2 separate regions of the Mus musculus genome follow, and region 1 is linked to region 2. Evidence: chromatin contacts called from ENCODE Hi-C or POLR2A ChIA-PET data. All regions are on one chromosome and are shown on one strand. Each heading gives the region's core, a stretch centred on a gene start or an enhancer-like site at or near the end of the contact. The rest is flanking DNA. Distances are from core to core; before and after follow the strand shown.

Evidence for each region. A loop is a pair of places that touch in the nucleus more often than their neighbours do. ChIA-PET counts read pairs that join two places held with the same protein, here RNA polymerase II (POLR2A).
Region 1: a loop to region 2 is called in a map of gastrocnemius, with 9 times the contacts of the local background. The contact joins the enhancer-like site here to the promoter of Fbxo11 in region 2. A Hi-C loop is called at or near these places in 16 of 37 maps with a recorded cell type or tissue (Patski, adrenal gland, gastrocnemius and 3 more). POLR2A ChIA-PET finds 5 or more read pairs at or near these places in 3 of 5 experiments (Patski and embryonic stem cell).

Annotation. Positions count from the first base shown.
Region 1 is chr17:88,250,651-88,253,520 of GRCm38, forward strand. The region is part of intron 4 of Gm31615 (a long non-coding RNA gene); the gene reads right to left. Among named protein-coding and RNA genes, the nearest start is that of 1700116H05Rik, 55 kb to the right of the region's middle. Within about 2 kb of position 1,472, at least 1 of the 3 ENCODE cell types and tissues checked has a DNase peak (open chromatin) inside an H3K27ac peak, as active enhancers do; it is gastrocnemius, where a contact is called at or near this core.
Region 2 is chr17:88,064,590-88,067,750 of GRCm38, forward strand. Fbxo11 (F-box protein 11) reads right to left here and starts at 1,456. Exons shown (of 23, transcript NM_001081034.3): 1 at 420-1,456. The coding sequence starts at 663. It overlaps Gm45950 (a long non-coding RNA gene), which reads left to right and starts at 1,536. Exons shown (of 2, transcript XR_385899.1): 1 at 1,536-1,978.

The DNA of each region.
Region 1 (2,870 bases), core at 222-2,721, 190 kb after region 2:
GTTAAAACTATGAGATACGGGCTTGTGAGATGGCTCAGTGGTTAGATGTGCTGACTGCTCTTCCAAAGGTCCTGAGTTCAAATCCCAGCATCCATATGGTGTCTCACAGTCATCCATAGTGAGATCTGACGCCCTCTTCTGGTGTGTCTGAAGATAGCTACAGTGTACTTATATACTAAATCTGGGCTGTTGTGAGCAGAGTTGGAGCGTGCGGGGCCAGAACGAGCAGAGGTCCTGGGTTCAATTCCCAGCAACCACATGATGGCTCACAACCATCTGTACAGCTATAGTGTACTCATATACATTAAATAAATAAATAAATCTTTTTTAAAAAAACCTATGAGAGACTTACAGATGAGATCTAATTTATACGTTAGCTTGTTCTTGTCTAGCCATCTGTATGTAACAGCGCTTGCTCAAGTGACCTTGTAAATATAAACTTAATCTTTCAGATCTACAGATATGGAAATGGAGATCCCAGAAAAATTAAACAACACAGCGTCTCATGGTTGTCAGGAAACCGAACTGAGATCATTCAAGGTGTGCAACCTTCAAATCTCTTGCTAGTCATGGTCTGTTTTGCTAGGCAGATTCACAAAACTTTTGGTTCCTCTGTGTGTAGCTCAAGAGCAGTGGTTCTCAACCTTCCTAATGTTGGGACCCTTTAATATAGTTCTTTATGTGGTGATTGTCAGCCGTAAAAATATTTTGTGGTACTTCATAATTGTAATTTTGCTAGTTATGAATGTAACATAAATATCTGCTATGTAGGCCATGTGATATCCAACTCCTGTAAAAGAGTTGTTTAACCCCACAGGGGGTCGCGACCCACAGGTTGAGGATTATTGCAGGAGCAATGGGCACTGAATAATGGTGCCTGGTCTGAATGGTCCAGGACTGGACACGTGACAGAGTCTTAATGATGTTCCTTCCCTCTTTTACAGGGAAATGGCATGGGCGGAAATGTTTAGGGCACTTGTGGGTCTGCTGCACTGCCTATCCTTAGACAGGGTGACCAGGTGACAGCCACGGCGTTTGTCTCCCACCACTGGAGGAAAGCCTATGAGGGTAGGATTAGAGACATGAAAGTTAGACTTCTGGTTTGGGTCTGAATTCCTTGCTGTTCATTCTTTGAACGAGTGAGGAGCCGAAGTAGAGATAAAAGTGGGCTAGAGACCGATTGTGTGAAGGAAAGTTCCCAGCAGCCAATGTCCTAATATTGTGTGCGGACGTGCGTGTTCTGTGCTCCCAGCTTGCATTCTTGTTGGCCCTTTATGTCATCTTAGTCGGCCTGAGCTGTAAGAGTGTTTGTACTGGTTCCTGCTTAGATCCAAGGCAACCCTTTCTGAGCTCTCCTACACTTAGAAGGCTCTCAGCAGCGACGACCGTGTACCCTTGGGATTCTCAAGGTTTTCTCCGGAAGCGTCCCTATCAACTCTACATTACACATCACGGCAGCGATGCGACACCTAATGGCCAAGAGAGAAACTCCAGCCTGCGCCCCTCTCAACAGGGGGCTTAGGGAGTACCCCGAGGAGGCATTTTCTTTTCTTCCAACTTCAGGTTCCTTGTACCCAGCTTGCAGAGTCCATGTCCCGGATGCTGCCAAATCCACTCAACTCAGCCTTTAATCACACCCTGTCCTGGAGTGCGCTCAGTTCCATGTGCAATCACTTAAAACCACTTTACCCAAGAAGGCCAAGGTTTCCAAGTGGGCCTTCAATCTGCCCCGCTTCTTTTTCAGATGGGGAAACAGACGCCAAGGGCCAAGGGAACGGCTCAGCCGCTAAAAGTGAGATTTGGATCAGAGCCCAGATCTCCTGAACATTCCAGCCGTTTCTATGTATTTCATACAGAGGGGGGTCTGATACACGGCAGGTCCTCCACGGATGCTGCATGGATGATAGCTTCCTTGCCACATAAGTGCATTTCTCGTAGTGATCTGGGCCATCACCCACTTTTACACCTGTCAGGATTTCTGACCATTCCAGCAACACTCTCCCTACGGGTACCACCATCTTTTCCTCTTACAAAGCAGGTAGCATAGACTCAGGAAAGACAAAAGGGTCCCTCCCAGAATCAGATTAGCTTAATCACTGAGCAGGTGTGAGGACCCTCTGCTTCAGTGTTTCTCAGACTTGGACCTGCCCCCAAATCTCTAGGGAATCTGGCTGAAATGCCGACTCTGACTCAGCATTGTGTGTCCTTTCCTGGACAGTACTTTTTGTCTGTAGATGCATTAGGGCAAATCTTGCCCGTGGCGACCTTGGCACAACTGGAGCAACTCCATGTGGAAGTTACGATGCTCGGTATCTTCTTTGAACCACGAAGAGGATACTGTCAGGTGCTGGTATGTCTCTTAGTCAAAATTCTAATAACAATGAAATTATTACAAATGGCATATTCTGTGGACTTCTGATGTTTTTGAAGAATATATATATGAACTGTTAAACCTGGACTACTTTTAGCTATTTCTATTTGAATAATATTGAAAACACTTTATTATAATTAAATCAGAATCTAATACAACCATTAGTTTGCTCTCTGGCCCTTAACTTCTGTTACTTAATCATCCTAAACTGTTTGTAACAGCAGCTATAGGACTGGGGGTCAAATTCTTAAATGAGTTGCATAGGCACAATGCCTATCTAAGAGTAACAATATTAATTTCAATTCTTGTATCAATATACAAAGATTTATACCAATGAAAACCTTAAACCTGTATCAATATACAAATTCTGTACCAATGTAAGAAATTATAACTTCAATTTTGTATCAGTTATAGAGATTTCTATCAATGTAAATAATATCTATACAATGCTTTATTTAAGAATAAATTTAGCACCGGGCATGGTGGCACATGCCTTTAA
Region 2 (3,161 bases), core at 206-2,705:
CGGCCAGCCTCACCGCCCCACGCAGCCAGCCGTCCCCCCACCTACCACGAGAAAGGGGGAGCCCAGATCGAGCCAGGCGCAGAAAGGGGGGAAATCCCACCCTCCTGCCCGCCCCCGGCCGCGAACAGACTCCCGTGGGGTGGGCGAGCCAGCCGGGAAGCCCCAAGGAGGGGTGGGGACGGAGGGTGCCAGCCCCGAAACCAAACAAAGCGCGGCCTGAGCCGCAGCCCGGGCGGATCGCGCAGCCGCGGCTTTTCCTGCCGGCCAGGCCCGGCCGGGCCGGGCCCAGGCGAACACTGCGGCACGGTGGGACCCGCCTCCGCTCGGCCTCCGTCTCCCACCCCGGGCGCGCCGCCGCCGCCGCCGCCGCCCCCGCCCGGCCTCCCGCCCGCCCAGCCAGGCCCCGAGCGCGGCCTTACCCCTCTCGCCGGCGTTGTTCCGATCCTGAGGCGGCGGCGGAGGCGGCGGGGGCGGCGGCGGGGGCTGCTGCTGCGGCGGCGGCGGGGGCTGCTGCTGCGGCGGCTGCTGGGGCGGCTGCGGCGGCGGCTGTTGCTGAGGCGGCTGCGGCGGCGGCTGCTGCGGGGGCTGCTGCTGCTGCTGTTGCACCGGGCGCGGCCGCGACACTCGCCTGGGTCTCCGGTTGGCGGCTCGGACGGAGTTCATTTGCCGGGCTGAGGTGGCGGCGTTGGCGGAGGGACACACACACTCACGCGCACACGCACCGCGAGCTCCGGGGCCGGGGAGGAAGGGGGTGGGGAGCGGGAAGGAGCGGGGCGGCCGGGGACGCGGGGACCGGGGGGCCACCGGGCGTGAGCTTCCCCCGGCTCCGCGGGGAGGCTGGGGGCACCACCGGAGCTTGAGCGAGGCCCGCCGGCCGGGCCTGGCGCACGGGCAAGGCCGAGGCCGCCGGGCGGGGCGGCCGCGAGGGACGCAGACAGAGAGACGGGCCGGGCAAGAGAAAGAAAGAAAGGGCGTCCGTCCGCCTGGGGAGCCCGAGGCGAAGCGCGGCGGCGGCCGAGCAGACGAGCCGGGCCCGCCGACTCCCGAGCGGCGTCTCCGGCAGCGGCGGCGGCGGGGGGAGTGGGCGGACGGGCGATCTCGGAGAGGGCGAGCCGAGCGGGGCGGGAGCGCGCGGGGGGCGCCCGGCTCCTCCGTTCCTCGTCCTCCCCCCACACCCCCTGAAAGAGCGCCCTGCGAGGAATTTTCTCTTTCTTCGGCCTCTTCTCTCTCCTCCGCCCCCCCCACCCCCACCCTCGGCGAAGGGGAAATGAGTGTAAAAGGGAGGAGATAGGGGCAAAAGAGGCGTCGTCGTTCCTCCTCCTTAAAGGAACCTTCCCTCCTCAGCCCCAGCGCCGCCGCCGCCGCTGCCGCTGCTGCTGCTGCCGCTGCTGCTGCTGCTGCTGCTCCGTGGCAGGAGGAGCCATTGACACCGCCGGAGCCTCTCCGCTCAAGCCCTGTCGGTCCCTCCCCGCCGCGGGGCTGGCCGGGGGGCGCGGGGGGAGGGCCGCGAGCCGGCGGGGGAGGGGCGGGGGCGGGGACAGAGGGGGCGTGGATTCCGGCGGGGCCTGACCAATGGGAAGCGCCCGTACGGTGTCGGAGCCAATGGAGCCTCCTCTCTTATCGCGGAGCCCCCTTCCTCCAACACCCTGTTTCCTCTCTCGGGTTTCCTCCTTCCCCGACGGAGGAGGAGGAGGAGGAAAGAGGAAAGGGGGGAGTGTGGCAGGGCGGGTGATAATGGGGAGGTATCAGGGCATATAATGGAGCCGGGGGTGGGCGAAGGAGCGGCAGTACGTAGCGAAGGTTCTAGGATAGGAGGTGCTCTGAAGGAAGGGCGGGGGCTGCTGATGCAATTGGGAGAAGTGATTAATCCTGCCTTTTGCCGGTTCAGCCTCCCTCCACCCCAACCTTCACCTGGTTCTCTTAAACGCCACAAGGAGTGAGGGACTCCGTCTTGGGTAACTCCGGATTTCTGGGCTCGGTAGGTTCAAGCTCTCAGCTGTAGGGAGCGCTCCAGGCTCTGTGCGTTTTTAGTCCAGCTGAAGGGATTTATTTGCAAACCTTAAGAAATCTTGTTTCGGCTCTGCTGAGAACTTAAGAGAGAGTCTGGAGTCGGTTCCAGCTTTTGTCGCCCAAACTTTCAGAATGTTTTAGATCTTTAACCAAGTTAGTTTGCTTTAGGCTTTTTTTTTGGGGGGGGGGGGGGGGCAAGTGGTCTACATGGTGTTCCGGAAGAAGTAAAATAAAACGGGTGGAGGTTGTGATGGATTATATTGGTTTTGTTTTAGGTCCCACGAAGTCAAGAAAGATAAACCCCCGAGAGGAATAATCTTTTGTATCTGTGTCTGGTCCCCTTAGCACAATCTCTCCCCAAGGAAAATGTGTTTCTATTCCCTGGCCGCCGTTATGAAGACTGAAAATGTACTCCGCTCACTATTCCTTATTGCATAGCTAGTGGTTTATCTCTGGATTCCCTCATTTCGGAGCTGTCAGTGATTTTCTACTTGAATTTCATTGATTGCTTTCTAGGCTTAAGATAGATAAAACATTACAAAGCTTCAGAAAGGGAGGGAGAAAAGTGAATTCTAAGGGACGCACAGGAGAGGTAAGTCTACGGTATTGTGCTATGTGTAAATTACAGATTTTTTTCTTTTTTTCTTTTTTTCTTTTTCTTTTTTTTTTTCTTTTTTCTTTCTTGGTTTTTTGAGACAGAATTTCTCTGTGTAGTCCTGGCTGTCCTGGAACTCATTCTGTAGATCAGGCTGGCCTCTAACTCAGAAATCCGCCTGCCTCTGCCTCCCACGTGCTGGGATTAAAGGCATTCGCCACCACTGTTGGCAAATCACCCTTCTAGATGTCAGACATCTCCTGCCATTTAAATAATAACCTATCATATGATGTACAATTGCTGGGTTTTTTTTTTTCTTTTTTGGTCATGTGATTTTCAAAGACTCACAATCTTTTCAAAACCTGTATGTGAAGACAGCTATTTGAAAAATATCTTGAGGGGCTAGAAAGATGGCTCATCCCTTAAGAGCACTGGCTGTCCTTCCAGAGGTCTCACTTCAGTCCCAGCAACCACATGGTAGCTCCAACTATCTGTAACTCCAATTCTAGGGCATCTGTCCCCCTCTTCTGGCCTCTGCAAGCACCAGGCATGCACT